7 separate regions of the Mus musculus genome follow, and all the other regions are linked to region 5. The links are chromatin loops, found by intact Hi-C in ENCODE. Cell type or tissue: heart. All regions are shown on one strand. Each heading gives the region's core, and the rest is flanking DNA. Links, peaks and the distances in the headings are about the cores only.

Evidence for each region. A loop is a pair of places that touch in the nucleus more often than their neighbours do. Peaks named below come from ENCODE experiments on the same cell type or tissue, not always from the same donor. Only the 100,000 strongest peaks of a DNase experiment are listed, where the experiment ranks them.
Region 1: it touches region 5 in a loop (3.0-fold over the local background); 6 of 42 quality-filtered maps call a loop at or near these places.
Region 2: it touches region 5 in a loop (4-fold over the local background); 6 of 42 quality-filtered maps call a loop at or near these places.
Region 3: it touches region 5 in a loop (9-fold over the local background); 14 of 42 quality-filtered maps call a loop at or near these places.
Region 4: it touches region 5 in a loop (6-fold over the local background); 14 of 42 quality-filtered maps call a loop at or near these places.
Region 6: a loop joins it to region 5, with 6 times the contacts of the local background. A loop is called at or near these places in 10 of 42 quality-filtered maps.
Region 7: it touches region 5 in a loop (5-fold over the local background); 30 of 42 quality-filtered maps call a loop at or near these places.

What each region holds. Positions count from the first base shown.
Region 1 is chr5:3,425,838-3,430,338 of GRCm38, forward strand. It overlaps Cdk6 (cyclin-dependent kinase 6), which reads left to right. Exons shown (of 8, transcript NM_009873.3): 4 at 3,154-3,321. Among named protein-coding and RNA genes, the nearest start is that of Gm29868, 15 kb to the left of the region's middle. In heart, for the core only: no CTCF peak of the experiment used is centred there; no DNase peak of the experiment used is centred there.
Region 2 is chr5:3,431,214-3,435,714 of GRCm38, forward strand. All of the region lies in intron 4 of Cdk6 (cyclin-dependent kinase 6), which reads left to right. Among named protein-coding and RNA genes, the nearest start is that of Gm29868, 21 kb to the left of the region's middle. In heart, for the core only: a CTCF peak has its summit at 2,360; a DNase peak (open chromatin) is centred at 2,298.
Region 3 is chr5:3,144,404-3,148,904 of GRCm38, forward strand. No RefSeq gene overlaps it. Among named protein-coding and RNA genes, the nearest start is that of Gm36548, 120 kb to the right of the region's middle. In heart, for the core only: CTCF peaks have their summits at 2,367 (motif pointing right) and 2,584; no DNase peak of the experiment used is centred there.
Region 4 is chr5:3,150,227-3,154,727 of GRCm38, forward strand. No RefSeq gene overlaps it. Among named protein-coding and RNA genes, the nearest start is that of Gm36548, 120 kb to the right of the region's middle. In heart, for the core only: no CTCF peak of the experiment used is centred there; a DNase peak (open chromatin) is centred at 2,105; H3K4me3 peaks cover 687 bases.
Region 5 is chr5:3,342,385-3,346,885 of GRCm38, forward strand. It overlaps Cdk6 (cyclin-dependent kinase 6), which reads left to right and starts at 1,509. Exons shown (of 8, transcript NM_009873.3): 1 at 1,509-1,587; 2 at 1,735-2,215. The coding sequence starts at 1,983. Gm36470 (predicted gene, 36470) reads right to left here and starts at 1,175. Exons shown (of 4, transcript NR_168898.1): 1 at 914-1,175. In heart, for the core only: CTCF peaks have their summits at 1,481 and 2,158 (motif pointing right); DNase peaks (open chromatin) are centred at 417, 1,397 and 2,167; H3K4me3 peaks cover 2,350 bases; H3K27ac peaks cover 2,295 bases.
Region 6 is chr5:3,221,197-3,225,697 of GRCm38, forward strand. No RefSeq gene overlaps it. Among named protein-coding and RNA genes, the nearest start is that of Gm36548, 47 kb to the right of the region's middle. In heart, for the core only: a CTCF peak has its summit at 2,808 (motif pointing right); no DNase peak of the experiment used is centred there.
Region 7 is chr5:3,514,640-3,519,140 of GRCm38, forward strand. Cdk6 (cyclin-dependent kinase 6) reads left to right here. Exons shown (of 8, transcript NM_009873.3): 6 at 815-865. Among named protein-coding and RNA genes, the nearest start is that of Fam133b, 27 kb to the right of the region's middle. In heart, for the core only: a CTCF peak has its summit at 2,309; DNase peaks (open chromatin) are centred at 412 and 2,162.

The sequences.
Region 1 (4,501 bases), core at 117-4,116, 83 kb after region 5:
ACTCTACAGTTCAGGCGTTTTATAGGTTCACGTGGGCTTTATTAATTAATAAGTTAGTCCAAGTTTTTAGCTTTTATACTGCGAATTGTCTCCTTACCTTTGAACAGTTCAGCATGAACCAAGCAGATTTCTCTCCCTGTGCTACTTTAAGAAATGATGCTTAGTGGACAGGAAGTTAGCATGATGAGCCAGGATGACATTACTTGAAGTTAGTCATGCTTTTTAAAAATTCAATGCTTACAAGCTGTGTGCATGTGTTCCCAATAAAGATGGATTTGCCTCCACAGAAGACGACTCAGTTTGGCACCCTGTGCTTCGCTTTCGCATAGTTGTTGACTGATATTAGACCCCAAGTATTGCAAGGCCACTCCTCACCAGAGCAGGTCCAATATACATTTGAAAGCTTAGGAAGTAGCTCCTGCCAGCTCAGAATGCTCATTAGGAGCCTCAGAACTCATGTCCACACTCCCGTATCATTGCCTGGCCCCTCTTTGCACCTGTGGACACTGACCTTACAGTGTTGGTTGCCTGCGTGTTCCTTTAGTTGTTTGTGAATCTGGCTCTCCCGGGAAACAGGAGGCAAACAGCCATTCTCCCCTCCCCATTAATAATTCCCATCTGCTAAATGCTTCCTGTGTGCCTAAAACTCTCCTCAAATGTTGCATTATGTTGGTTGATTTGAACCTCTTATTAGGAAAAGTAAATGCTGTTTTCTCCATGTGACAGGTGGAAGAGCAAAGGATTTGATTTTCAGAAGACAGAATTCTAAACTCTAGAAAATGACCCCCAAACCGGATGTTGTTCTCAGTGAACTGATTTAGTGTTGCTCTTAGTTAGGGTTCTGCTGACCTAATCAAATAGTGAACAGAAGCAACTCAGTTGGAGAGAGATTAGTTTGGGCTCACGGTTTAGAATAGCCTGTCATAGGCAGGCACAGTGGTGACAGCAGGTCATAGCTATAGCAGCCAAGAAACAGAGGACCTGTGAGGAGTATTTCACATCCAAACCATAGCACTCCATTCCTGGTCCTCATAGGCTCATAGGCTCATGACCACTTCATAATTAATACAAACTTTATTCAGTTTAGCTTCAAGAATCCCCAGAGTTAATAAGTGGAACCATTAAAAAATTCAGGGCAAACTCTTAGCTGTGAGCCCCTGTAAAGATGGAAAACAAGCTACATTCTTACAATGTATATAGTAACATGGAATAAACACTCCCATTGATTGCAAAAGGGAAGATCAGGAGGATAGCAATGAAAGCACGACTGAAACTCATTGCTATCATCTCCAATAGTGTGTAGTCTCCATTGACATATAGGCTTCTTCCCTTCCACAGCTGTACACATCAGCTTCTTAGATCTTCTTACCAATTTCTCTCTCCCTACTACACAGTTTCTTTTCTTCTGGAACCTTGAGGTGAGCATCTATTACCATATAACTGCTACATTCTGCTTGCCTGGCAACAGCACCATAAGTGATAAGTTCTGATGCCAGCTTGAGATGGCTGCAGTGGCGTCCAAGCACCTGCAAGCAAACCAGGGCAAATGCCTCCCTGTGCAGCCCTTTGAAATAGGCGATCTATGTGGTGCTATTCTTTGTTCGGGCTTATTGCTTTTAAATCTGGGATTCTCTTTTCAGATGCCAGATGTTAAAATGAACTTACAGTTTTATACTCTGACCTCTTCTATGAGTGGGACCCCAGAGGCACCAATGTCTTAATGGAGAGTGTGGCTTCTCTTTCTTGTCACTCATTAATCTCCTTTACAGCTGAAATTGCTTTTGCCTCATGTCCTCAGCCCTGTCCACGGCTCTAGGGCACTCTGTGCTCTCAAATTGCAGATTTTTCTTTTTTCTTTTCACTATCTTGTTCCATTTTTGGTTTTGAAATCCTATTATAAACCTGTCTAAATGCAGCGAACAGTGACCACACCAGAGCCTGGACACTCTGTCATCTTAAAGTATCCTCTGCCTAACAATCCCATTAGGTTTAAATTTAGCCTCACTCAGCCATTCAGGGTACAGCAGAACTCAGTCACATTTACTTATCTTGTCAGTTATCTGCACTCCGATCCCTGGTTGAATTCTTGTTTTGTCTGAAAGTTCATGATGACAGTCTGCTGTCCACATTTGGCACTCTGGCCTTGCACACTCTCAATGAAATGTTCCTGTAAGTTTGTTCTGCTTACAGCATCCTAGGACTCCTCCTGCATGCTTCCTGCAGACCACTTCTAACCATTTGTGAGCCATGTGGCCAGGTTTATCACAGCAACAATCTGTCTTCCCATACCAAGTTTGTATTAGTAACTGTTATGTTGCTGTGACGGGCTATCTGACTGGAAGCTACTTGAGAGAGAAGAGCTTTATTTTGGCTCACAGCTCAGGCATTTACCATCTATCAAGGGAAGCAGTCATCTCAAGTTCAGGGTAGAGATGGCAGGAGAAACAGCCATAGTGAAAACACCGAGTCGGGGACTTTAAATAGCTTGCCTTGCTTTCTGTATTTCTTTCCTGTTTAAATAATAAAGGGCTGTGTTAAGAGATTTAAATTGTTTCGTATTTTCTTTTGGTTTTACACTGTTCACTAAATCAGTACCCTGGTGTTGTGACCTTGATCCAATATCTAGCTTACTTTGATATGATAGTTTCTTGACCTATGAAAATAGGGCGATTTATCTCAGAGTTGTGGTTTAGGCTAAGTAAGTTGCTAAACAGAAAACTTTAAGAGAAGTGACACTTAGGTATAAGCACTATAAAAATAACCGTTTTGAAAATACTTAAATTATATAATTTGTTGTATACTGACAGTTGAAATTAATGAATAAAAAAGTCTGTGAAGTAAAATTCAACCCCCTAAGCTCGCTCAGTCCTTATCCTGTGTCCCCCCACTCCCACCCCCGCCCCCAACACTAACCACCAGTGATTGTTTGAGGTTTAGCCTTTTGGAACATTTCCTACACCAGGGAAAACTATTCTTAAGCTGTCCTTTCCTAAAAAATACTCTCAGGGAGTTGTGTTTGATGGTGTCCTGTGGGAGCATGAGAAGTGGGGGAAGGGAGACTGGCATCATTTCAGGCAACTGCTGGGAATTCTGTGGCTCGCACACACTGCTTTGAGCACCTGCTGACTGTTGTATGTTTGTTGTTTCCTGCAGGATATGATGTTTCAGCTTCTCCGAGGTCTGGACTTTCTTCATTCTCACAGAGTAGTGCATCGTGATCTGAAACCGCAGAACATTCTGGTGACCAGCAGTGGACAGATAAAGCTGGCTGACTTTGGCCTTGCCCGCATCTATAGTTTTCAGATGGCCCTTACCTCGGTGGTAAGTGAGATCATTGTCCTGGCGTTAAATGTAGTCTTCCTGTTTTAATTGACAAACTGCCCCCTTCATTCTCCTCCTGCTGTTTCTGCCCACACTTAGTCTGTGAACGGAATGTCTGTGTGCTTTTTTCGCTAGCTGTGGCTAAGAGGAAAACAAGGGCTTTGCTTACTACACCTCAGACGCATCTGACTGGGTTTGTTATGGATGGGAACCGATCACAGAAATAGCCTGTTGGCACCTTAGCCACTAGGGAGGAGTCAGTTAGAAATCTCTAAATGAGTTTTGCTATTACCTGGATTTTTAAGTTGCATACATAATGTGGAAGGCACAGCTTGGATAAGGGTAGGACAAGCAGGAGGAGTGCCACCTGTGTTCTGTGGTGTAACTTGAGAAACAGCCACAGAGTTCTGAAACTGTGATACTTCAGGGACTAGAGAAATGAACTTGACTGTGGACCTGAACTACTTCCCAGCCCGATGGAAGCATCATGGGCCAGAGTAGAGAGGACCTGAGGCCGTGTTTTGGCAGAGAACTTAAGTCCTCCTGTTCTTTGTCTCATTCAGATCCATGGCCATAATAAGCCTTAGTATTACTTAACTCCAGTTTCTCTTTATAGTCCATCTGGTGGCAGTCTACAGAATCTTAAGAGGAGCACCCTGGTAGTCAGTATCAATAATTCTTTTCTTATAACCTGCTTTGTATGTAGTAAATGTGTGAGTAGCTAGAAGTGAAGGAAAGCTGCCCACAGACATAGCGAGTTAAAACTTAGGAGAAAAAAATCCATCTTCAGCCTCAAAGAGGCTCTGAAACCAGACCCTGGCCTGGATGGGGGCCCTTGTTGGGAAATGTGAGGTGGTACGGTTGGCCATTGTAGTGAGGGAATGAGATGGCTGCTTCCATTCTTGGCACATGTGCTGCAAGAAGGCTGACATTCTACACAGAAAAAAACAACAAAACCTGCTTCCCCAGGGTCCTGCAGTGTCGGCCTGGAAGGTGAAGTCCAGGAGAAGAGTCACTTGGTCAGGAAAAACGTTCAACTTACAAAACTTACTTGTGCCTCCTCCTCTTTCCCTCTGTATGCCAAGCTCAGAAATCCCATAGCCTCCAAACCCTTCATTCCTGTCACTGGATACTTAACCTCTGGAGCATTCTCTAAAATACAGTGTGCTCTTGAAAGATA
Region 2 (4,501 bases), core at 220-4,219, 89 kb after region 5:
GGTTATGTCACACAAGGAAATGGAAAGCCACGTAATTTGCAGACAGGCAAGAGATTTGCAAGTTAACTGACCTGAGACCACCATCTTAACTGCTGTGAAAAGCGTGTACATTGCTCATTGCCGAGGCTTGATCTATAGAGTCTTTCCTGAGACCCCTTCAGAAACTGACTGTTCTTTCCTTGGCGTTATTTTCTATCTTGTTGGTAGTTATTTGGGGCTTTTATTTATAAAGCAGCGGTGAGTCATTTGAAGTGAGATACTCAGTCTTGCTCCACCTGGATGTTCTCCTGGGCATTAAAGAAATACTTTTTAATGAATAAGTTAAGACATGCCAACATGTAGACACATGCGTTTGAGTCATTAGAAAAATCAGGAAAGAATTGCTTATACATTTAATGGTTTCAGTATTCCACATCGCTCCTCACTGGTACTAAAGCCAAACCTTCAAATTCCCAAGCTCATTCTGTGTCGTTGTGTTGACTGAGCCCTTGGCTGGAATCTCTGAGCAAAAATCATGACAGTTATACGCCATAGCTTGGTCTTATGTGAGAACCGAAAGATGGCTTGAACTCAGGTCTTGCATTTACGGTAATCTTCTTTGCTGAACTAGTCACCTGGCTGAATCAAACGTTTTGTCCTGAACAGAGAACTGAAGGACATATAGGAATATTGTACCTCTCCTTACTAAAGGACATTATTTCTAACTCATTGTATTTTGATATTAGCAGCTTTAGAAGAGGTTTTATATTCTTCTAAGATAATTAACATCTTCCAAATAAAGGAATAGGAGAATTATTAGACAGCTTTTCCTATTTTCTTCACCTGTCTCTGTGTGACTGGTTTTGTTTGTTTGTTTGTTTGTTTTGTTTTGTTTTGTTTTAACAATAGCTTGTACTCTTAGAGCTTTGTAAAAAGCTTTACACATTTTCACATGTGACTTTCCTCCAAAGCTCTTTCTCTGAGTCCATCCATATCTAATGGTCATACAATCCTGAAAACATTTTCCCATGTAAAAATCACCAGACAGTTGCAAACCTTGTAAGGCTGCTGTTAGAGACATAAAATAGTACAGGAAACAATGAAGGGGATTTTTAACGGCGCTAATAAGATTCTGAAGGTTTAGTACTGCCAGTCTGACACTTCGAACTGCTTACACTGCCCTGAGCCAGCTGAGCCAGTGCAGTAGGGGTGGGTGGGGGTGTGCGCACAGGTGCGTGCGTGCATGTATGTGCATATGTCCCTGTCTCTGTGTTGTTAGCACTTGGTAAACAGTGAAGAAACTCTTCAATTTCAGACAACAGCTTTTATATGCTTAGGGGAGGTAAGGAAATGGAGTTCTGGCTTTCAGTCAACAATTCCCAGTCACCTCCTCTGTGCTGGGCTCTGTCCACCACCTTAGAGGAGATGCTGAACTCAAGTGGACAGGGTGTCTGCTCTCAGAGCTTAAAGCAGAATTGGGAAGTAGATCTGAGCACAACAGTCTCAGGAAGCAATGTGCCTTTAGAAACAGCAAAATACAACCGAGGAAGAATTTCCCGTTCTGTGGAGTCACATGACCCATGGATCTACTAGGGCTGGAGCTAGAGAAGCCCACACTGGTCACCTGTGCCAGGATGTAGGATGTCTGCAAAGGTCACAGCATCGTCCTTCCAGAACCTGTCTGCATTCAGCTCCACTGGATGTGTGTGCATCAAGCCATCTGCACTTGTTTTCTCTATGTGTGCCTGGAATGAAGTCCTTGCATGACACCCAGTTGGCACGCTCAAGTGACAAAGTGAAGTAGGACCAGAAGTTGAAAACAATGTCATCTTTTACGCGAGAAAATAAATTCTTTATGTTTGTTTTCCTCTCTGTGCATGTTGTATTTACTATGGAGACCTGGCAGGGATTGAGCCTCAGCCCGGCAGCTGAGCAGCTCCCACAGAAGCCTACGGAGGCTGCCAGTGCATACCGAATGAATCAAATCCAGCATTACCTGAGTATCACAGGAAAACCCCAAAGTCCTGTCGCCTCAGCACCTCAGCAAAAGTTCAGGACACGCCTCTGAAGCAGGAAAGGCTCCTGGAACGCCCTCCGGTCTCAACATCTCGCCATGACACAAACAGGACTATTTTGTTAATACTCGCAGTTGCCAGTACATATTTCATAGCTAACAATGGGGTGTTTGTGTGGGTTTCGTTTTCACTTTGACCTGTGAGGGAAGTGGAGTACAATGGAAGCAGTGCAGAGCTGGGAAGAGAACACGTTTTCTTTAGGATTCCCAAGGCTGCGTACGTGGAAAATGCCAGGGCCAAAACAAACACGAGACCTTGTCCAGATCCCTCTGTTGCTCATTCTCGGTGGTAATAAAACACGGTTGAGTCGCTGTCTGATAGGCTGACTCTGCTCACAGTCACAGCGGCCACCAATGGCCACTGTATGAGTTTCTCCCATGTACAAAAGAGAATGAGTTCTGCGCTGTACAGAAAACCGCTGTAGGCGGCTGTGCCTGTTACACCAGCCCTGCTGCTGAGGTGGATCCATGACTGTCTCCTTGTCCATAGAAGATAGGCGTTCATTTGCCCACCTAAGGCCAGATCCTTCATGAGTGGTGACTGTTATGAATTAGTTCAGACAAAAATAGGTGAGCTGTGAAGCTTCTGCCTGGGGAATATTTTACTCACGGGGAAGGATTGGCTTCCTCTCAAGTCCTCTGTACAAGTTTGGCCAGCATACCCCATCTAGGGATGGTGTGCATAGAGACTGCTTGTCTCCTGGCTTTTTATGTCTTGTCATAAACATTGCATGTGGTGTCACTAGATCTCAGAAGCCTGAGATCAGACTCAAATGTAAAGATAGCACGTGTGAAGGTTGTGGAGACCAGGTGCTTTAGTGAGGCCTTGCAAGCCGTGGTTCCCCGGGGCTCCAGAAGATGACAGAATATCCCTGTCTCTTACCTTTAGCATTCCTAAGGGAATACATTTCAGTGCCATGTTAGGCACTGAGCAATCCGAAACTTTATGTCATAGGGCAACTTCCTCTTTGCAAGTTTGCCTCACTGGAAGGTGGTGTTTCCATACTCTGACTGTGAGGCGTGGTCCTTAGAATATAATGTAAAACAATGTTTCTGTAACTAGGATTTTTGTGCTCTCTTTAATTCTTCAGCTATATGAACTTCTTGTTTGCAGCTGTCACAACTACTGTGTGAGGCAGGGGGAGGTAGCTGTACCTTCATTTTGTCTGCGCTTTCGTAATCTCATAGTATAAGTCAAGATATGTTAATGAAATTTTGTAGCATTTGGCTTAACTGTTCTGAGTCATTCAGTTCTCGTTTTACACAGAGTGAGTAAATCCATGAGGCCTGATTCACCAATACCTAAATAGCGAGTCCCAGCTCCCAGCTTGTTTGTACGTTTGTTTACAGGGCAGCCCCTACCTACTTCTCTCTCCTCATCGCCAGCCATAGACATCAGTTTATGCGACTAATTATCTAATACCACAAAATGTTTCATTGTCCTTTGAGCTTGTTTCCCAACTCCAGATTTTCACAATAAGTGGATGGGTACATTTCCAGCCCCTCTCCCCTGCACAGCCTGCTGCATCACGGCCTCAGTTGTGAGCACCTAGACCTCCCCTGCACAGCCTGCTGCATCACGGCCTCAGTTGTGAGCACCTAGACAAAAATTCCGTCAAATCATCTCACTCTCTTTGTCCCTTCTGATCATAACTTGAGCCTCTTGAGCCCCAGCAGAGGAACATTTCTATTAGGAATGTCTGTCTGGGTGTCCTTTAACCTTCAGATTTTGTTCATGATCACAAACCCCCTCCCCTCTCCCCATCCCCCCACCCCCCGCAACTTGGACACTTACACTTCCTGGATGCTGTGACTTTATTTAAAGATCAAGATTTCTCGAGGCCTCTGGTGAAACCATGATATCTCAAGGAAAGTTTGATGATACCTCCTTTATCGTAGGTCACGTGACTTGACCCATGAGGGCACTTGAGAAGGTCAGAGGTATTGTTTCTATCTCTATAGGTCTTGCCAAAAATCCAGGGCCATTTTCTAAATGATGATGCTATGATACGGGGTTTCCAGCTGACCTCTGACCCGACCACTATTTTCTCAAGTCCATTTCTCAGTGATGTCCTTGACTGAGTCCATCCTCTTATTTACCCCAGGTTCTAGCTCTCCTTTCTCTAGGGTTTAACATGGTGAGTGAGTGGTACTGTAGCTGGGCCTGGTGTCTGCCAGGGTGCTGATGGTTTTTAAATCTCACGTAACTATGAAGGTTAGTTAGACTTGACAGTTGGCTGTGGAGGACTAGCCTGCCTTCTCATCTTGGGAAAATAAAAGAAGGGGAAAGTGTAGGCGAATTTACTTTAGTACTGCTCATGTGTTTATTCTAAAGGTTTGGCAGAGTCTAAAAATGGGGCTGTAAATTTAACAGCTCAACCATAAAAAATCCCAAAACAAGGAATAAGAAACTCTACGGCTTCTAGGTTTGGATAGCAGCATAATATT
Region 3 (4,501 bases), core at 362-4,361, 200 kb before region 5:
TTCTCTGACCTCCTCGCAGTGTCGTGGCGTGCCCATGGCCACCTGCCACACAAATAAACACACATACAATTATTGTCGTGGCGTGCCCATGGCCTCCTGCCACACAAATAAACACACATACAATTATTGTCGTGGCGTGCCCATGGCCTCCTGCCACACAAATAAACACACATACAATTATTGCTTAAAAGAATTAGGATCAGGGGCTGGTGAGATGGCTCAGTGGGTAAGAGCACCCGACTGCTCTTCCGAAGATCCGGAGTTCAAATCCCAGCAACCCCATGGTGGCTCACAACCATCTGTAACAAGATCTGACTCCCTCTTCTGGAGTGTCTGAAGACAGCTACAGTGTACTTACATATAATAAATAAATAAATCTTAAAAAAAAAAATTAGGATCAAAGTGCAGAAACGTGAGTCTAAGGGGGAAAGGGGAGAATGTAATATTTCAGACTCCCCTGAAGGTGTGTCTTCATGTTTCTTCCTGTTAGTGGGAGCCCTCATCACCCTGCCTTGATATTTGAGTGATTGCATCTTAAAATGATAGTATTTATAAGAGAAAAGGGACATAACTTGCCACTTCAAATTCAAACTGAAACTTTGAGATATTATAATTGTCAGTGTTTGTGCATGCCCTATCTTCCAAGTGTGGGAAGCGGTTTCCGCTGTGCCTGCGTGGCCTAATTGGTAAACAAGCAATGTGCGCATGTGTGAGAGTGTTTTCGTGCCAAGTCACGGCCCATCCCGGGGCATGGTGATGAGGCTCTGGGAGAGCAGCCAATCAGGTGTGGACACGCCACACTAAGGTGTATATAAGCAGCGCCTTTTTGGTGCTTGGGGTCTTCCTCTTCATGTTGAAACTGGTGTAATAAAGTTGCTGCAGAAGGATCCGGTTTCTCACGCGTGTGTTCTTGCTGGCGAGACAATAGTGCGTGTGAGATCCAAGATGATGTTAGGGAAGATCAATGAAAATTTCTTGGGAAGTTCTCACATGAGAGTACACCAAGGAATGGATGAGTGGTGTCCAGCCTCTCTTGAAGTAAGAAATAAGTATCTCTTGACAAGAGAATGAGTAGACTTCACATACTCAAAAGTCATAATATGTGGACCTGCCTGAAGAAATGGCTCAGCAGTTAAGAATGTTTGCTGTTCATCCAGAGGACCTGAGTTCAGTTCCCAGCACCCACATGACTGGCTCACAACTAAGTCCAGCTCTGAGGAGCCTGACACCCTCCTCTGAACTCCATGTTACAAGTGCTCACATGTGGCAAATGCACACAGGGACACATAAATAAAAACAAGTTCTTTAAAATACACACACACACACACACACACACACACACACACACGAGTGGAATACTATGTGGAACTAAGAATGATCCACCTGAGGTGCATAAGACAACAGGAACGTCAAACCCAACGGTAACACAACGCTAAATATTCTGTTTGCTAAATACCAAAGAGGAAGCAACAAAACTATTGAGATATAGTTTCTGACAAGAGAATGCAGGATAGTTTTTAAAGCAGGCATGGGCTTACCATTGCATCCGTGATGATGACTGATTCCCAGTTCCCAGGGGGAAGAGACACAGTGGATGCCAAGGGCTCCCTGGCCAGCCAGTCTAGTCAAAATGGCAAGCTTCAGCTCCTACAGAGAGATCCCGTGTCAAAAGCAAAACTGGGAGTAATGGAGGGAGCCCAACATGGACTCTACTTCACTTGTGTGTGCACCCACGTGCAAGTTAGATAGAAACAGAGAGACAGAGGCCAGACAAATTCCTTCCTGAAACAATCGATAGTAGGGAAATTGGTAGTGGATAAACAAGGCCTGAAGGCAGGGGCGATCACTTTAAATACAGGGGCAAAAATGTCGGTGCAATAAGAAGAGATGAATCAAAGTTAGAGAGGACAAGTCTATATCATCTGGATCAGAAGAAAATGATGTCAGGAATAAACGTAGCTTATGAAAAAGTGGAGCAACCCAATTAATACTTAAACTTGCTGTGTAAGATGAAAATTTAAACAAACACACAAGTAGAAAAAAGAAAGATAGTATGTTCATCAAGTGCTCACAGAACTGTGACAAAAATGTACCACACGTTTACTTCCAAAGGAAGTTTCAATAAGCTCTCAAGCGATTTACCACTCCGATCACATTCTGTCACCAAGATGAAATTCAATTAGGAAACAAAAAGTGAAAGGTCTTAAACACCAGCATCTGTTTGCTAGTCTCTCATTGGCTCTCGTTGGTAACCTCTGATTGACTTTTAAAGCAGGAAGAGTGAACTGACTCTCAACCCTTCCTGGGCAACTTAACCATTCACAGAACTTGAGGGTGAGAGCTGAGTGAGGTTCAGGGCTGCCGCAAATGGTGGCGGTGACCCAAAGTGGTCACTAGATGGCAGTAATACTTGATATTTTTCTTCATTTGTCAGCATCATAGTGTCAATCTTCAGTAAGCACTGCAAAGACTTGCTTTTCAAATTCAGTTTGGGGTCCTTCAGGGTTTCTCTCAAATAGCTGCTAATGAGAAAATAATATTATTTATAGACAATAATTTATTGTTCCATAAACATATTTCTTGTTATTTCTTTAGTTTGCTAAAGCACTTTTGGGTCCTTTAAGAGATAAGAACAAGGGCTGGTGAGATGGCTCAGTGGGTAAGAGCACCCGACTGCTCTTCCGAAGGTCCGAAGTTCAAATCCCAGCAACCACATGGTGGCTCACAACCATCCGTAACGAGATCTGACGCCCTCTTCTGGAGTGTCTGAAGACAGCTACAGTGTACTTACATATAATAAATAAATAAATCTTTAAAAAAAAAAAAAAAAGAGATAAGAACAAGACATTTGCTGTCTGCTAAATTGTTACGGAAAAGAATTGAAGTATTCTAAGTTGTCTCTAATTTGAAATTTGAGTGGGTAATAAGCTGTCTCCTCTTAACAACACGAGCATATACATTCATGGGGAGAGTCTTGAAAAAGAAAGAAAGAGAGAGAGAGAGGCAGGGAGGGAGGGAGGGAGAGAGAGAGAGAGAGAGAGAGAGAGAGAGAGAGAGAGAGAGAGAGAGAAGGAAAGATTGAAAAATAGGAAGCGACTCTAATTTTAAAGATTCTATGGGAGGAAACCATCAGTCAGGAAGTTGCTCCTATTCCAAATCCCGCTGGTGAAGCATAATCCCATTTCCTTTAGGACAGGCTTGCAGTGAGGATGAAGGCCATCTGCAGATATGGACTGTACCACGCTAGCATCCTGGGGTGTGCATCTGAGACTCCCAGTCAGAGAGGAGCAAGCAATCTCAGGTAAACCAATAGTTCCAGAGCTGTCAGAGAAAGAAGCTCTCATTAAAGGCCTGATGCACAGAGATGTGAGAGTGTGCACATGCCTGGGCTTATGTGCATGTGTGCACGTGCCTGTGAGTGTCCAACTAAGGAAAACAATCCATTAATCCTAAAAAGAACAAGGGGCATACATAGCAGGGTTTGGGATAAGGGAAGGGAAAATGGAATAATTATAATCTCAAAAACTGATACATATATTTTTTCAAGATATCCATCCAAATTATGTTTTATTATAATACAATTAAAAACTGATTTACCAATCTTCACATGGAACTGCAGAGGAAGCTGAAAAACAAAGCCTACTTTTTTTTTTACTAGATATTTTCTTTATTTATATTTCAAATGTTGTCCCCTTTCCTAGTCTCCCCTCTGAAAATTCCCTATCCCCTCCTCCCTCCCCCTGCTCCCCAACCCACCCACTCCCGCCTCCTGGCCCTGGCATCCCCTATACTGGGGCATAGAACCTTCCCAAGACCAAGGGCCTCTCCTCCCATTGATGGCCGACTAGGCCATCCTCTGCTACTTATGCAGCTAGAGACACAAGTCCCACCATGTGTTTTCTTTGATTGGTGGCTTAGTCCCAGAGAGTCCTGGGGGTACTGGTTAGTTCATATTGTTGTTCCTCCTATCGGGCTGCAAACCCCTTCAGCTCCTTGGGTGCTTTCTCTAGCTCCTTCATTGAGGACCCTGTGCTCTGTCCAGTGGATGACTGTGTGCATCCACTTCTGTATTTGTCAGGCACTGGCAGAGCTTCTCAGGAGACAGCTATATCAGGCTCCTGTCAGCAAAAACTTGTTGGTATCTGCAATAGTGTGTGGGTTTGGTGGTTGTTTATGGGATGGATCCCCAGGTGGAACAGTGTCTGGATGGTCATTTTGCATCAAATTCACAAGTTTTGGGGGTCCGTTGACTAGTGACCTATGGTTGCCGTATTTCTTTCCATACTCACAGGGCAAAGACCGGAAGGCCAGGCTCTGACCTTCTTAACACTCATTCATAATAATCCTGTTCATTTAAAGCTTAACTACTTGTGAACATTTACAATGGTACAATCTACATTATTTCCTTTTTTTTTTATATTTCAGCACTTTCCTTAGCCCCATTCCAAGCACTGATAATTTATAATTCTTTTAAAATGCATACTGTCATTTTTTCTTGATT
Region 4 (4,501 bases), core at 124-4,123, 190 kb before region 5:
GCTCAGGGATGTCATGTCTCATGTCCAACTCCAGGATGCATTTGGTGGTGTTTAAGCCATGCATGTGCAACTGAATAAATAAAGTTTTAAATCGACTTTTAAAAGCTTTGGCTCAGTGAAGTAGATTAGAATGTCATGAGACCGATTGCCAAGGCAGTACAGACTCTGGAGATAACAGCATCATACAGTGGTCTGCAGTCGGGGGAGAAATGAACCTGGGTCCTGGGTTCCTCCCAAATTGGTTGGGTATCCTTTGGCCTCTCAAAAGAGACACCTACCTCAAAGTGCCTAACAACTTGCTTTTTGGGGTTGTTTGTTTGTTTGTTTGTTTTGGGGGAAGGGAGGGACGTCTCCAGATGAACAGTGGCTGAAGGAAGGTAATAACGTTTTAATGGTTGCCAAACCCAGTACGGTTATGGATGTTAAGTCAGCAGAAGAATAATCATAGGTTGTGTTTTAAGGCCAACAAAAACTTATTTCTAGTATTGATTACTGGAAAGTCATCTTTCCCACTAGGTCCTTCTGAGCAGCATGCACATGCTTCTTAAATCACAAGTATGTTCCCAACGTTGACAGTAGCTTCTGCTTCCGAATGTAGTAGTGATAATTAGGCAATTTCATAACAGCCAAGAACTTTAATCCTCCACAGGATGCCATCCGTGTTCAATTTAATGAGAATGTAATTGACCTTCCCTGCTACAAACTAAGCATCCCCCCTGGGCCGGGCTTGTTCATAGATTAAGATGACAGTGCAGGCCATCATCTGGAACATCAGACAATACTTTCTTGTGAGTCCTTAGGCCTGCATAATTGAAATAACAGCTGTTGGGACTGCATGGGAAGCACTGGGGAACACTGAACATGCTAACATAGTTAGCCTCAAATCAAAGGTCAGGAGATTTTAGTTTGTCACATAAAACAAAACAAAACAAGCAAACAAAAGAAAAAAAACACCATTCATGTAGCCTAGGATATCACATAGTCATGTGTTGAGCCTTCTTGGCACACAGCTAAGCTGTTTAGATATATTTTTAGTTTGTTCTCGGTGTCCCCATTTCTTTTTAAATCACTTTCTTGTGGAGGGGGGGGGGGAAGAGGGAGCCACATTTAAATTTAATGGAGACAGCGTTGGCCAGAACTTTGAGGAACATGAATGCATTCATCCCACCCCCTTCCTTAGAAGCAGCCTCCGGTGTGAGGTGAGATTTGAGTCATATTAATTTGTCCCAAACCACACCAAAATTTAGCTGTTCACATCTGAAACATCCCACGATTTCTGTTGCAAGGAGGAATTTGTTCAGCCATGTTACAGCTTCCTATTTCTCTCCTCTCCCAAGAAAGGCTGGTGTCCTTATCAGGGAGACAGCCTTCATTTCCCACAGTGTGGAGAGCTAAATAAATACTCTCTCACAGTCGATGCAGAGGTAACTTTTTTTTTGATGGATTAAAAAAAAAAGCTGTTCTGAAAGTCCATCACTATTCCAGCATCCCCATTCAGTGAGGGGCTTTTGTCTCTCTCTCAGTGGGAGCTGCCATTTTAATGGGACCTCCAGCGGGGCCTGATTTGATGATGTGAAGTAGGCCTGGAAGAATCTAGGAACTTTTTTTTAAATTTCGATTTTGGTTAATTTAACCATAGTAGCTTTCAAAAGGACTGAAATGTTAAAGTGAATCCACAGAAAATGTCGCTGAGAAGCGGCTACCAGATAATTTCAGGGACTCCTTTCTGAAGCGCTGTCCTGTGAAAACCAATCTCTTGAAGTTCTAATAGGCATTACGAGCTCCCTGCCCCCAACCCGCAATCTATTTTCAAAGAAGAAAACCGGGAGAAGAATTCATTCTCAGAAATATGCATACGTATACACAGACACAAACACCCGCCCTGAAACCAGATGAAACAGAATCGCTCTTAGCTGACTGGTGAGGCCAAGCCTGGATTTGGATGGCTTTGTGGTAATTCTGGGGTTTCCCTTCTCCCTGAGTCATAGTCACCGCGGTATGTGAAATACTCTCCCCACCGCACCACCTCCTCTCCCGAGATCCGGAGTGCCAAAGCTGCACACCACGCACTTGCCCCACAAAAAGATGCCAACCCCCTGGGCACACTTCCCAAACTTTTGAGATAAGACTGATGCTCTGGGCGGGGTGGCAGGGTTGTGGGGAGAGCAGATGGAGCCTGCAGAGCCAAGCCTGCATGCAGCCAGCTCTCCGAGGGCGGTGCTGGTGTGGGCTCTGCCTCCGTAGTCCCCGCGGCCACACGCTGACTGTGCTTGGCAGCTGCTCGCCCAGATGCCAACCGCTGGAATGTGTTTTATGTTCCCGCACCTCTGCTTGGCCTGCCTGGGGACAAACTTGCTGGGCCTCTCAAGTGAGATGGTGGGTGGCAGCAGCTGGGGAACAAAAGGAGGTGCCCTCAACACGTGAGAGTTGGTCACCCTTCTGGGAACTGTCTCATTTCCCGGATGCCCTCTTTGTAAGGCTAACAGACCAAAGTCTCCACCTAGAATGATTGTTTTAGTATGTGGCTGACTGTGTGGACCTCGGAAGCCCGGGAAATTAATTCAGTGTTTCTTGCAAAGAGTCAATCAAGTGCTATCACGTAGAAATGAAAACACACACATGCGCACGCGCGCGCAAGACGAGAATCATTCTGGATGTGTGCAATTTTATTGTATCTATCCTTGTTGTATTCCGATAGTTGGATGTCTACAGAAATTAATTTGAAATTCAACTTTGTTTTTTTCCTATAACCAGGTTGTCTGCAGTAAGACTGGGCGTGGGAAAGATGTAGGCACTTAGACCTACACACAACAACAGATACAGGAAAAGCCTTTAAGGTTTCATGATTTGAGAATCTTTGAGACAGTTTTAAATCATTCAGATGATAAGATATGATATCATGAAGTTGGTAGCTAATCAATTTTATTACTCTGTTTTATTTGGCCAATGTAGATACTCTCCGGGTTTTGTCTTGTTCTTCTCCTTGTTGAAATGGTTGGTCCAAAGGTTTCCCAGCCCATCAGTGCATCTCTCTTGGTTATGAAACTATCTCCTCAAATTAAAACATTACCTCTTACATGGAGGAAGTAAGTGAAATTCATAAAATGCAATAAAAGAAACACACAAGGCCCAGATAATATAAGAAACTTACAAGGCTCAGGAAAGTCATAATTTTTTTTAAAGGCTATGCCCCACCAGTCCCAAAGTTATATAAGCAGTAAAATCTGCTTTGGAGGGGTCAAGGGGAGTTGGACATACACAGATGGACAGTGGGCTGGACGTCAACAAGGGCAGGGAGATGTATCCAGGGATGCATTGAAAAGCAAGCTTGCAGCTGAAAGAGTCAGACTCAGATATTTGACCAAACCATTGGACAGAAGCAGCTGACCCCTGTTGTTGAATTAGGGAAGGCTGAAAGAAGCTGAGGAGAAGGACAACCCTGTAGGAGGACCAGCAGTCTTAATTAATCTGAACCCCGGAGATCTCTCAAACACTGGACCTCCAAACAGACAGCATACACCAGCTGATATGAGGCCCCCAACAGGCATACAGCAGAGGACTGTCAGGTCTGTGTTCATTCAGAGATGATGCACCTAACCCTCAAGAGACTAGAGGGCTCAGGGAGTTTAGAAGTCAGGTGGGGTGGGGGACATCCATGTGGAGACAGGGGGTGGGGAGGAGGTGTGGGATGTGGAGACGTAAGAGGGTGGATGGGGGGATAAAATATGGAGTGTAAAAAATAAATTAATTAATTTCATAAAAGAAAAAAAGAAAGAAAAGAAAACTTTTCAATGAAGCAATGGCCATTGAGTCACCTTGCTTCTGTAACTAACCCCAGTAAAATCCATTGGTTTATGATGCTGCCCTTGAGTGAAACTGGGTTTTGGTGTATCTTCAGTGTTCTATCCAGTGTGGGTAGAAATTTGTTCTCTTTTTTCCAGAAAAGAGTACACAGTGTGAGACTATCACTACCAAAAACTTAGATCATAATAAAAAACAATTTTAATTTTTTTTATCTTTCTGCGCTTTAAACAGAAAATGATAATTGCATGCCAAGAGTCTAGAACCACATTTGGCCCTAAAATAAAATTTTATGTATTGCAAATTCAGTATAATATGCAAGGCAGTTGTGGAGACATGAAAAGTAGACACAAGCTTATAAAATAAAACCCAGAGCAGATATGCTCTACCTACAAAAATGGTTTAAATACGGGTGTGTTGCCGTGCGTGGTGGTGCACGCCTTTAATCCCAGCACTCGGGAGGCATGGGCAGGTCGATTTCTGAGTTCTAGGCCAGCGTGGTCTACAGAGTGAGTTCCAGGACAGCCAGGGCTATACAGAGAAACCCTGTCTCAAAAACAAAAAAAAAAAAAATAAAAAATAAAACAACAAACAAGCAAAAATACAGGTATGTTTATTACCTTCTTGTAAAAACACATAAAGAGATATGAAATGTTGGAAATTTTAAAAAATGAGCATCACTGCCATCCCTGCTCCCTAG
Region 5 (4,501 bases), core at 293-4,292:
CTAAGACAGAGATCAGAGACAGAAAGCAGAAGGAGGCGGCTGCAGCCTTTGTAGTCGCGGAGGAATGCGGAAATGTTGAAGCGCTATGTCAAACTTTTTTGAAATGGGGTCAAGTCACATTCAGCCAGCGTGGGAAAGCAACAACAACTACGAAAAAGTGGAGGAGGGGAGGGGGCTAGGCACCGCCGCTCCGGTCCGGGGGGTGTAGGCCCGCGGGGGTGGGACGGCTGCCCCCTCCTGGAGCCTAGGCTGGACACCGGCAGAGGGGGAGGGCGGGCGCCAAGGCCGTTGCTCCCGCTACCTGTGTGGCCCTCGACCTGGCTCGGACCCCCGGGTGAGGGCTGGAGGGTCCTTTCCGCAGCTTTTTAGGAAAGCTCTCAAAGGAACGGGGAGTGGCCCTGCCTTGGCCGGGCGGTGCTATGCTGGCATCCAGTGGGGGTCGCTCCATGTGTTCTTTAATACCAGGCAGAAGAGCGTGGTGGTGGGGGGGATGGGTACGGGGCAGGTAAACGCATGCAGACCGTTCCGGACACGCGGCTGTGGTGGAACAAGGTCCAGCCCAGACTAAGGCCGCTGTGGGACGGGAAGGCTCACTCGGTCATCCCTAAACAACAGAACGGGGAGGGGGCGCCCGACCGCGCGCGTGGGACCTAGCCTCTGGCCTTTGGAGAACAGAGCGACTGTCTCAGCTACCGACATTCAGCCGCCCAGGATACCGGGCGGGGATTCGGAAGTCTCGACACAAGGGCAGCCCCTTCTCACACCGGGGAGACCTACGTTTACTGCCCCCTACCCCCACCGTCGTAAGGGCGGTTGCTTTTGCACGGCTTGAAAACTTAAGGACCAGTCCCGATTAGCTAGCAAAGTCCCGAAGTTACTTTTTCAGGACAGGACGAGTGAAAGTGTGACGTACCTTCCTTTCCCACATCCTTCGGATCTTTGTGTTTGTGTATGTGTGAGGTGGGGAGCACGACACTACTCCCCTTCCAGGACCCCTCGCTCTCCCACCTCTAGTAGCCCCAGCCCTCCCCTACCAGATGGTCTGTCCTCGCTGAGTTTCCACCAGGGAGGTCCTCCGAATCGGAGGCAGAATTTCGTCTCCCACTAAGCTTGCCATACCCCAAAGACCATTTGTGAGAGCGAGTCCCTTTCAAATGTCTCCCTGTAGAAAAACTGAAAGTAGAAAAGAAAGGAAGCAATTTCCGAGCAGATGTCTGACCACCCCTACTCGCATACTCGCAGCATCGGGTTACAGGGTTCTAGGAGCCCCAACCCCGTTCTGCGGCCCCACGTGGGTGAACCCCCGGTGCTTTTACGCCAGCTTCCGAACTCCCCCAGGTCGCCCCATACCCTGCACGACCAGGCCCCTGGAGTCAGGGAGGGCAGCGGAGAACAATAATATAGGTATAAATATTGAGCCGTGACATTGACGCGCCCGGCGCCTCCCCTCCCCCGCGCTCCGGGCACACTCTGGGCTGCTCGGCACGCCCCCTCTCGTCCCGCTGCGTCCCGCGCTGCGCTCATCCCCGAGGGGCCCCAGCAACCTCTCCTTCGTGAAGACTGCACGAGCCCTGCTGTGGAAGAAAAGTAACTTGGTTTTTCTCCGAGAAACCCGGCCCGATTAGGCAACCAGTGCGAGTAGAGGGAGGAGGAGAGGAGCTGGTGGAACCCTGTGGAAGTCTCCCGGGCAGTCTGATCACACTTTCTCCTTGTCCTCCGGTCTCCTCCTCCTAGGTGCAGAGATTGTGGGCAGACTATGTAATCGCTGCGGAGGGGGAAGAGGAGGGATCGGCGCTCTCCTGCGGCGGCGGCGCGGCGACTCGGCTAGGCGGAGTTTCGCAGCGGCTGCGCCCGGCTTGCACCCGCGGGCGAGAAGGTCGGTCCGTCTAGCCCGGCGGCCGCGAGTCCGACTCCCCGAGGCGTGTAAGGCAGCGAGTGAGCACCCCGGTTCCACTGTGCCGCACCCGCAGCCTGAAGCCAGCATGGAGAAGGACAGCCTGAGTCGCGCCGATCAGCAGTATGAGTGCGTGGCGGAGATCGGCGAAGGCGCCTATGGGAAGGTGTTCAAGGCCCGCGACCTGAAGAACGGCGGCCGCTTCGTGGCTCTGAAGCGCGTGCGAGTGCAGACCAGTGAGGAGGGCATGCCGCTCTCCACCATCCGCGAGGTGGCGGTGCTGAGGCACCTGGAGACCTTCGAGCACCCCAACGTGGTCAGGTGAGCCGGGAGCCCTGGCTATGGGGTCCGGGAAGGTGCTGGGCAAGGGGCGGCTGGTGGCCCAACTAAAGTTAAGAGTTGAGTTTCCCCAGATAAAACCGGTGACTCTGTTAGACAGGGCAGAAAAAGAGACCTGCGGTGGCTTCCGGGCAGCCAAGCTATTCTGAAGAGCTTTCGCTCTGCGTGCCCCAAGGGTTCCGGGGGGGCGTTGGGTGTCTTTTAGGGACAAAACCAGACAATCCCTCCAGCCCTTACTTAACTTTCCCCGTCGGTGGGGGGATTTTTGAGAGACAGAGTGAGATAGTTATCCAGCTTGCAGATAATTAGAAGGAAACTTTAAGGGTGGAGCATAATGTAAATAAAGTTTAAGAAATGTGTAAGAATGTGTTTGCCAATCAAACCCACAGTGGTGACTTTTTTTTTATAGTTGTAGAATGGTTTCTGATGGTCTTAGAAGTTCAGAAGTTTAGACTCTGACACCTAGTGTTAAACATTGTTTGAAAAATGTCTTTCAAGGCTGGGTACTGGGAACACTGAACCAGGAAGATCCAGAGTTCAAGACCCTCCTGAGCTACAAAAGACCCTGTCTGAGAAAAGAAAGGGAGGGAGAGTGGGTGGTAGGGTGGAGGGCGATTGCTTCTCAAAGGGTTTTCTGATTGTATCATTTAGTATCTGTGGACTGGTATGATCTGACTTAGAATGCCTCTCTCATTGGTTAGATGTGAGTCTGTGCTTTAGATTTTAAAGCCTCTGTTTTCCCTGGAAGAGTTGTGCAGGTGGGTGGGGGAGGCATTCCTAACCCAGTCTCCTGTGACTGAAGATAATGGTGTTTTCTCGAAGATGCTGGGATTTCCCCATTGTGCCTTTTCTCATTCTCTTTTTTTAAACAGATGCATAGCTGGAAGTTAAAAGGGAATGCACAGACTTTTCTACAAATTAGGTGATGAGTTAACATTCTCAGCTCTTCTTTTTAGAGGGATGATCTTGGCGTCTTCATCCTGTCTTCTCATTCCTGTAGGGATTCCTTACAACAAATATGTGCCTACTGTATGCCCTGGGATGAAGTTATGTAAATAAGAACAGCTAAATATTTTTGTAAAAGGCAAACAATGTAACATTAGTCATCAAAAAGGAGCGACCCGAGACTGACCTTTGAAATACCAAGCCCTCTAGGACTCAGAGTCTACAGAATCTTCCTGGGAGGTGGTTGTTAAAGGGCTTTTAACTCCTCTACTAGGCTGGGTGTTCGTTTTGTTTTTTGTTTTTTGTTTTTTTTTCTGTTTATTTATTTGTTTGTTTGTCTTTTGGTGGGGTTGGGTTTTTTGTTTTTGTTTTGTTTTTGTTTTTGTTTTTTGCTAGCACTTTGTTCCCAATATAATCAGACTCACAAGTGAATCATACTACATAAATAAGTAAAAAGCCAATGTAAATAAAGGGCCGCCATTATACCTATGCTTTAGTTGGGTGGCAGGGGTATGTGGGGTGCAACAGCAAAAGATAATGAGACGAGGGAGAATGAGTCTTCTAGAAAGTCAGGTTTTACTAAAAGTGGATTACTGTCTGTCTGTCTGTCTGTCTGTCTGTGTCTTGCACTTCAGAGAGGTCTGTGATCCTGAAAGTTGCCTGCTGGCTCAGAGTCATTCACTACCCTAGAGGATCACTATAGCTGTAGGAAAGGATGACTTTCAACATTAGAATTTAATATCAAATTTCGTTTGTCTGTTACCTGTGGGGTGTCCAGATAAAAGGTAATAATCATATATGTAAATAAAAAGTAGCATTCCTCCAAACAAACACCCTTGTATAACCAATCATTGAGTGCAGTTCAATACAAGTCCCTGTAACAGAAGAGTTTTGGCTAGCTCGCTCACCCTGTTCTCCTGTTTTATCCTCCTGTGACTGGTGTGTCTCTAGATGGTTTTTAGTTGATCCCACAGTGGGATTTTGAATTGTGAGTTCAGGAGCATCTGCTTATATGCAAAAAGAAGATGCGCTTTCTAAATTTATTTTACCTCGTTTGACACCTGCCTACTTAGAGTTGTGAGGATAAAGCAAGAGCATAGGTGAAAATCCTCTAAATTTAAAGCCACCTCAGGCACTGGATATGTCAGAGATAATCAGATCCTTGGCCTAGAACAGGTCCCCGGGAAGGCATAATTCTCTGTCTGACATTATTACAGAACAAATCAGATTCCTGTTTAGACACAGCAAGACTTGTGTAAGTCCAGCTTGGTGAGTTTTTTTTTTTTTATATGAATATGGGAGAGGGCCTATGTACAGAGGCAG
Region 6 (4,501 bases), core at 359-4,358, 120 kb before region 5:
TGGTAGCCAGTCACTTCAAAAACAAAATGTCTAGGCCTGTGTTGTCGCTTGGTGACCGTATATTGCTTAGCATGCACTAAGCACTCAATTAAGTCAATCCCTAGAGCTACTAGAAAGAAAGAAAGAAAGAAAGAAAGAAAGAGAGAGAGAGAGGGAGGGAGGGAGGGAGGGAGGGAGGGAGGGAGGGAGGGAGGGAGGAAGGAAGGAAGGAAGGAAGGAAGGAAGGAAGGAAGGAAGGAAGAGGAGGGAGGCAGGGAGGGAGAGAGAGAGAGAAGGAAAGAAAGAAAGAGGAGGGAGGGAGGGAGAGAGAGAGAGAGAAGGAAAGAAAGAAAGAAAGAAAGAAAGAAAGAAAGAAAGAAAGAAAGAGAGAGAGAGAGAGAGAGGGAGAAAGAAAGAAAGAAAGAAAGGAAGAGAGAGAGAGAGGAGGGTCGGAGGGAGGGAGGGAGAGAGAGAGAGAGAAGGAAAGAAAAAGAAAGAAAGAAAGAAAGAAAGAAAGAAAGAAGGAAAGAAAGAAAGAAAGAAGGAGGGAGGAGGAAGAGAGAGAGGGAGGGGAGAGAAAGAGGATGTGAGGGAACTGGAAGAAGAGTGGAAGAAGAGAGAGTAAGGGAGAAGGGAGGGTAAGGGGGAGGGGAGAAAGTTTAACGTGATTGTTTTCTAAGCATGTGGGAGGTCTAGTACCTAAGAAACACTTCCCAGAATCATCGTAAGTACCTTAAAAATCTATTATTAATTACATGGGAAAAAAAACCCACAGTCAAGGCTCATTTCCAAATGTTAAAGGATGAGGGATATTTTCTCCTGAAAAAATTAAAAATTAGTTGAGATTTTGGAGTGGTTAAGATGTGTGTGTGTGTGTGTGTGTATGTGTGTGTGTGTGTGTGTGTGTGTGTGTGTGTGTGTGTGTGTGTGTGTGTTCAGGAGTACATGCACATGTGCATGCATGAATGTGGAGGGAAAGCCAATGTGTTGTTGCTTAGACATTATTGACACAAAAGCTCTCACTGGTCCCTAGGTCTTTCCAGGGAACCCTAGAGATGTTTGTGTCTCTGCCTACAAGCCCTGGGGTTGCAATTGTATGCAGCCCTGCATGTGTTTTCACATGGATGCTGGGACTTGAACCCAGTTCTTCATGCTCTTAGAGCAAGCACTTTACCAGCTCAGCCTTCCTAGCCTCTAAAGCAGTGATTGTTAACATGGGGGTCGTGATCCCTTAGGGCCGCAGATCAGATATTTACCATCCATCACAGTAGCATCATCACAGTTATCAGAATGATTGTATGACTGGGGGCCGCCACGGCATGAGGAGCTGTGTTACAGGGTCTCCGTATTAGGAAGGTTGAGAACCACTGTTCCCAATGCTTTAATTATTAATGTTCAAATGCGCTTCCATCTGCTTGCCAAAATAGCTATGCATGAGGACAGCTAACCCCAAAGCAACGAATCTTATAACTCACACTGAAACTCAAGTCCCGTGGTCCATTTCATTTCAAATTCAGTGTAGAAAATGATGCTTTGATTACATAATGAAAACTGCAATAGTGCAGGCAGATAGTGAATGAGTATCCTGTGGTAAGAGAAAAAGAGCTCAGTGTATGGCTTCAGCTCAGTTTTCACAAGTAACTAAGTGACTTGGAGAAAATGGTTGTCCCTTTCAGGACCTCATTGTCCTCAACTGCAAAATCAAGGTAACGATTTTGAGGTTACAGGAACAATGTATCCTTTGAGGAGTTAAGGAGCAGTGTGTAAGAACTGCCCCGCACATAGTAGGTGCTCAATAAATCCTGTGAGGAAAACTAGCCCAGTACCTGGGTGAAGGAGGCAACAACATAAAACCAGTCATCTCTTAAGTACCTTTATCTGTAATAGTTTCTCACATTATCATCCAGTTCTAATCTAAGCCTATAATGAGCTCTAAGAGGGTAAACCAGATTAAACGAAATAGAAAATCAAATGAATATACAAAATTATATACAAGAAGAAATTCTTAAGACTACGTGAGTTTTGGCAAAATTGAATTTATCTAGCAGAGCTCAAAACCCAGCCAACAGAAGCAGCACTGACAACTCCCCTTTCTCTTCCTGGCTGGGCCCTTTGGCACTCCTGTCTACTGGCACCTGGATCCAAGGATTTATCAATCTCTGATTCCACACCTCTGGCGTCTGCACAGGTGGCGGTCTGTTCTCTCACCAGGAAGCACATGGAGAGCTGGCTGGCTGGTGGGCTTTGATGCCCACACTGAGAACTATTAGTCAATTAGCAACTGCAAACAATGCTAGAACTCCCATTCTCTCATTTTATATTCATTGGCTAGAACTCTCTTCAAGATAGCATTTCTTCTGTCTGTTATATCGCCTAACATTATAGCATACCCAGTGAAGAACACAAGCAGAATGTAGAGCTTGAGTCTCTCGGCATGATAGCTCCATGATATTACTACGAATTGACAAATTCGAGCAAATCTTTGATGATTCAGGCTGCCATTAAAATCAGATTCTTCTCGTGTTCCTAGAGCAGCCTCTCAGTGTTTTATGGCAGCGGCTAATACTTCATGGTCCTTTCATTCCTATCTCACGTCACTAATTGGAGTTGGCTAGCAATGCTAAACCTTACTAACAGTACCTTGATAAAACATTTTCGGACCGGGACTATATTGTTTTCGCTAAAGAAAATGGTAAGTCTTACAGACACAGAAAACACAGTATCAAAAGCTTTGTCTAAGTTGTACTCACAAAAAACTAAAAACACCCGTAATAAATTTCCTTTACTGAAAGTAAACAACCTTTAAGGAGTAGAAATACAAGCCAGCCAGCAGAGGGAGTACAAGCTACCTTATGAACACAACCTCCCAAGGTCTGTTTGGCTATTGGGAAAGTTCCTGATAATATTTGGGGAAGGAAGATACCTAGAACAAGACAGGACAGATCTGTACTACACTGTTGTCTGTTGGATGCAAAGAGCTACCCAATTCTTAAGGAAGGATGAGCCCAGCATGGGAAGAAGTGAGTGCCTGCTTTCCTCAGCATCTCACCTCAGCCCTAAACCCATGGATGGATGTCCATATCACAGTCCAGAGCTGTCTTGGATGATTTAGAAAGTGAGCAATAGAACTGCTCATTTCTCACAAACTAATTAAATGGAGACACCCAGAAGTTACAAGGCTTCCCAAAAGTCATATGAATTGGAGGGTAGAGATGAAACATTCATCGTCTCATGGCACCTTAGTCAATGCCAAACTTCACTAAGGAAAGAGGACAAAAAGCATTTGGTAGGCTGTCTGCTTCTCTTCAGAGAATAATGACTCAGTGAGATCGTCAGCACAGAGCATCCGAGCACACCCCGAGCTCTGTACAGGATTTCCTCCTGGGTTGGTGCTTTAATTTCCAATCAGTCTGAGTCAATAACGTATGGTTGTCAGGGCCATTGTTGGCTCTAGCAGTTTCTTGTCTCAACCCCACAGCTCATAGAACATGGGGCTCGGGGTCAGAGGCAAGGGTTTGGGGTTGGGCCTTTCTGTGTTTGTACAATGGGACAAGTCAATATCTCTTCCGTATCAGTGAGCTCTGGACTAAACTGATCTATCAAGTGTTGAGGACAAATGACAATGGACAATATTTGTAAGCTGCAGTGTATACTGAATTCCATTCACACAGTCCTGCGGGAGGCTGGACCCATCCTCAGCGAGCATGCCACAGCTCCCGCTGTTTGCAACACATACGTGCATTTCTCGGGGATGACAACAACTACAGAGAAAGCCAGCTGGGGGGGGGCTCATTCCGGGGGCCTTTGAGGCAGATTCTTTCTTTTCCTTTTGTCTGTATCTCTTAGAAAAAGTAAGATGAGGCAGCGCTGGAAAAAAGTTCAAATTGATCCACAGTCAATGGACTCAGGGTTGCGCATCAAATTCAAAACACACTTTGGAATTGCAGGACAAGATCCAGCTTTCCCAAAGGCTGATGACAATGGAGGAAAGGGTCTGTGAAGACTCGTCATCATTTCGACAAGATTTAAATTGATGTGGAGACAAACTGCTTTTTGTTTTAAATGGTGAAAACATTTTCCCTGGAGACACAGGTTGAATAATAAGGGCTTCTCAATGGTGCCCGTAAATGAACAAGTTCTGCTCTGGCTGTCAGTGAGCTTAACGGGCACAGGTTGTCACTCGAATGTTCTTGGCCTTTATTCTGTGAATCTGCTCCATCCCACAACCAACAGAAGAGCCTCCTAATGCCTCTTCTTTCCCAGACCAACAGCCTTTAACTCGGGGGCAAGGCTTTCATCATTCCTGAGTGCGCTGAGACACCGAGTCGGCTGAGCTCATTTAGCCCAGTCGAGTAAGAGTCAATGAAGTCAAAGCCATTGACTCAGCCTTTATTCAATCTCGCTACCCCCATCCTCCTATGTGTTAACTAAATGCATCCCCATTGAACATATCCCGACTGGCACTGTAAATCCATTAGTCACTAGAACAAAAGGGTAGGTTGGATACGGTTGGAGACAGACT
Region 7 (4,501 bases), core at 275-4,274, 170 kb after region 5:
GGAGAGGCTCTCACTCAAAAATATTCAAAAATTAAACGGAGACAAAAAAAGCTATTTATGTTCACCAAGCAAAGAGCTAAAAAAGATTTACTTGTGTACTACAGATGTACAATAATAATAAATAAATAATAGTAATAAGTGTGTGTCAATTAGAGGAAAGTATTAGGACAAGACTTATGGGGAAACTTACAGATGTCCCCACCCTCAAAGGACTATTTGGTCTACTTGGGAAAACACCAGAAATGTCACAAAGGGAGTTTATTTCATTGCCAGTGAAATGGTTGCTGTAGATAAGAAAGGCTTTGAGTTCAGAAGAGGGCACAGTTGCCTCTGAACATGTGACGGTTAGCAAGTATAGTACTAAGGAAGCAGCAAGCTGCACGCTCCCAGATCCAGGACAGATAAGAGAGAGGCCCGCAAGGAAGGACCCTGGGTGTGAACAGCATGCTGAGGGTAGCCTCGGGACTCCCACATACCTTTAGTGGGAGGCTCGGACTGAGATGGGCTCCACCCTATTGCTAAATTACACTGAACTGTAAAACCCAGGCCTGTAGGCAGAGTGTCGTAGCTTTGTCACCGCCACAGCTGCAAACAGGACACTCGTTCTGAACATGAGCTAGCACAGCAACCAGAAGAGGCCCTGCTGGGAGGAAAGTGCACAGAAAGCCACCCTTGACCAGAGAGGGGTGATCACACTCCTTGCTTCTGTCAGTAAAAGAGCGTCTTGCTTGCTGCTGAGCAGTGCTAATGACAGATAATTGGAACGTACTTTCAGGAAATGCCTGATTTGAAGATGTTCTCTTTATTCTTGCAGGCCTCTTTTTCGTGGAAGTTCAGACGTGGATCAACTAGGAAAAATCTTGGAGTAAGTAATACTTTTATAGTTGTCCATCACATGAAGCATTTGCAGTGGCTTTCCTCTGACTTTCTCTTATCTTCCTTGCTCCAAGCTGCTACTGCAGGCAGTCTGACTAGTTGTGTGATGAGTCCCCACAAGGTAGAGTAGAGCTGTGTCACACGGGGCCCGGTCATGACGCGTAGCCTTGATGCTGTGCCCTGAATGCTTTCGTGTTGCCTGGGTGGGTCTTTGCTGCTTCTCCTTGCTTGAGCTCTGAGCTCCCACTCCATGGTACAGATGTGTTGGCTGCTTGAGGTCACATCAAATTTACTTCTCGTAAGAGATGGGACACTTGGTGGTGGCGTAGAACCCCAGCCTGTCCAAATCGACATCCTGTTCCCATTGAGGATAACCTGGAGTGGGTTTACTGCACCGTGCCCAGCTCCCAATTGCTAACTTAACCCTTTTCTTCGTTAACTTTCCCCCCTGAGCGATGGAAGGGACTCCAGTTTCTCCGTGCCGCCTGTCTCCAGCTCATGCATTGCTCCATCGCTCTCCGGTGATTTGCAAATTTCATTCATACCTGCATGTTTGTGCACGCTTTTCGTGTCACTAGAATGTAACTGGGCCTTCTCACAAGGCGTGCTGTGTGGCATCCTTTTGCTGAGTCCCACCCCAAGAAAGGGAAAATGGAAAGAGATAGGGTCCTGGCTAAAAATCACCACTGTTAACACTTTTATGAATCTCAAGCACAAGTACTTTTTATGGAATTTTAAATCTATAAGACCCCTTCCCTCTACCCGTGTCCAAATAGTGCCCCTACAGAATTTTCCTATTTAAATGTGATTGCCTCAAACCTGGAATCACCCCAAAGCTGAGGTTCTTTCAGGAACTGATCTGGTATGGTCTGGTGACTTCCCAGGTCCTAGGCAGTCACCAGCACCTCATCTCCTGGTGATACTGTAAAGTGGACACTTTGTCCACCTAGCCTTTTGTTAGGCTGCCTATGCATGGAAAGTTCCTGTCGCTAACCACTGGACTCTGAGACTGTGGAACGTGTCCTGTATGCATGTGATCTTCAAGAAGGACCCAGGAACATAAACTTTCTAGTATTACCCTGTTGCGTGAAAAGGTGATCTTGGTAGTGTGTGCCTGCTGGGCCCTGGAGGCCATCATCTGCTCTCCATTTCTTATGCCTGGTGGGATTCCTAGCCACCTCCAGCACCCAGTCTCTGGACCTGTGGCATTACGTGTACTGCCACAAAGCCAATGCAGTAGGACAGAAGGGACTTTTTGCTTGTTCCGTGGGAAAGCCTGCTTGACTTTTGGCCAAGGCCTGGCACTCCCACATAGCTAACAGAAGAGCAGCTGGAAAGCCTTGTATGTTTGGTGCCTTTAGATTATACTGGCTTTGTTTCATTTCTCTGAACAGTGCTCTCAACGGGAAAAGGACAATGCTGCACCCTAGTGTCACTGCTAACCCACTTCATTATTTCCACCACAGCCATTTTACAGTCTGTGCCCTGTAGTTCTTCCCCGTGTAAACAGTGAACGGTTACAGATTCTATCCAACCGTCCAAATAGAGAATTATGATGCAGGCCTTATCGAATGAACCTGTCATGATTTCATTATGCTCATTAAGGGCCATGACAGTCCTTATTGGACAGGAAGCTGATTTTTTTTTTCCTAAGGAAAGTCATAGTCTCAGACTCTTAACAAGGTAAGCTGTAGACACATTTCTACTTTCAGAGAGCATTGAGTGCTTCAGAAGGAAAGCAGTTAGGCCATGACATTTAGAGCGTTTTCTAAGACCAGTATCATAGTTAAGTGGAGGTATAAAAAAAAAGATGCTGAACATGGAGTGAGGAGAACCGAGGCTGTCCGCACAGTGTGTGACCTGGGCAGGCATTCTCCTTCCTCATTTTGTCTTCCATCCCTACAGTGAGGTGGCACACCTGACCTATGTGTCTCTCACAGCTTTTTACAGGAGATGGAGAAGACAACAGGCTCTAAGTTTTATTCGTATGTATTTGTGTATGTGTGTATGTGTGTGATATGTATCCATGCATTAGGTGTGGTTAATATGTATTTACATATCAGACTGGCAGACAGACTGTTTCCCTGAAAGCGTCTGGCTTCTGACTGCTGTATTCATAAGGTTTCAAATCAGCAAGTATGTTCAAAGCTACTAATAACACTCAGGAGGCTGAGACAGGAGGATTTTCAGTTGGAGACCAGCCTGGGATACCTAGTGAAACACTATCTCAAAAGAAAAGATGCTGTCTGTCAATAAAGTGATTTAAAGTCTAAGCATGATTACAATCCGTTCCTAAGGGGCTGATAATGAGGATGTACTAAAGTCCTTGTACAAAAGGGCACACATTTCAAACTGTTTGTCAGCCATATCCCATACTACCCAAACCCATCCCCATGTTACTTTTCGTGATTATGACAACATTTTTACCCCTTCATTACCCACTATAGACCTGGCTATTGAGCACACTTATATGATGCCCAAGTCATGATTTTGCTCAATGATTCCAGGAAGTCTATCCATGAGTCTTTGTATGCCTGAGTAATGTAACTCTCTGCAGATGCCCAGTGGGGACAGAGTTAGTGTCTTGCCTCGGCACCCAGGGGCATGTGCGTGGGTGATGGCGAAGCTGCTCTTTCCAGGGAGGTCTGTGACCTGGGCTCTGTAAAGGGAAGGGAACAGTGATAAAGCCCTGTGACATTTACCTGTCACATTATATTATCCTGTGACATTTACCACCTCCTTTCCTAAAAGATGCTTGTGACCACGCTTTCTAGGCCTGCGCGTCAGGAAGTCAGAACAGAACCTTAATTCAGGCCAGCGCCATTTCTAGTTAGGGTTAAAATAGTTTGGATCATTATCTAGGTCACCATATATCCTGTCCGCTCAACTGTGATTTTGTCTTCTTTTAGTTCAGAGTTACTGAGTCTGTACCGTCCAAATACACTTAGCACCTATACATAAACTATAAATAATACTACACCTGGATAAATCATATAGGGCCACCTGCTTACCATTAATAAGTAACAAATGGTACTGTAATGTGCAGTTTCAGTAAATTACCGCCAACCCTCATTGTAACCATAAATTATTGTTGTCACGTACATAAAGACACCAGGGCTCATAGTTGTCATGTAATTTGTCCTTACCTGTCAATTAAGGGCAGGTGCTGAATTTGAAGCCACGTCCGCCTATTTCCAAAGCTCTTTTATGACTCGCTGTTTCCTCCACATTTCTGATCCCAGAATGGTAGTCAGGGGGGAATCTAAATGATACCCTTTCTAATTTTCTGTTTCTCACTCTGGAATACCATTACACAGCGCTTCCATAAGACAGGCCCATCGTAGTTTTTAACCTTATCTTTGAGTCTAATTTATGTAATGGTTTAGAATATTGCTCTTTAATTTACGAACCTCAGCCAAAGTGATGCGTGTCACAAGCCGTGCCGGACGAGCTGCCTGAAAACACATTTTCACAGAACTGTTGTATCACACCACAAAGCGAAGCTTCGGGTGTAGGTGAAGACTTGGTATATCTGATGAGTGTCCTTCAGAATGGCAGACCCTGCCTTGTCACTACACCAAGACTTACACCAGGGGGGCGCCCTGCCCTGTCACTAAGCCGGGAC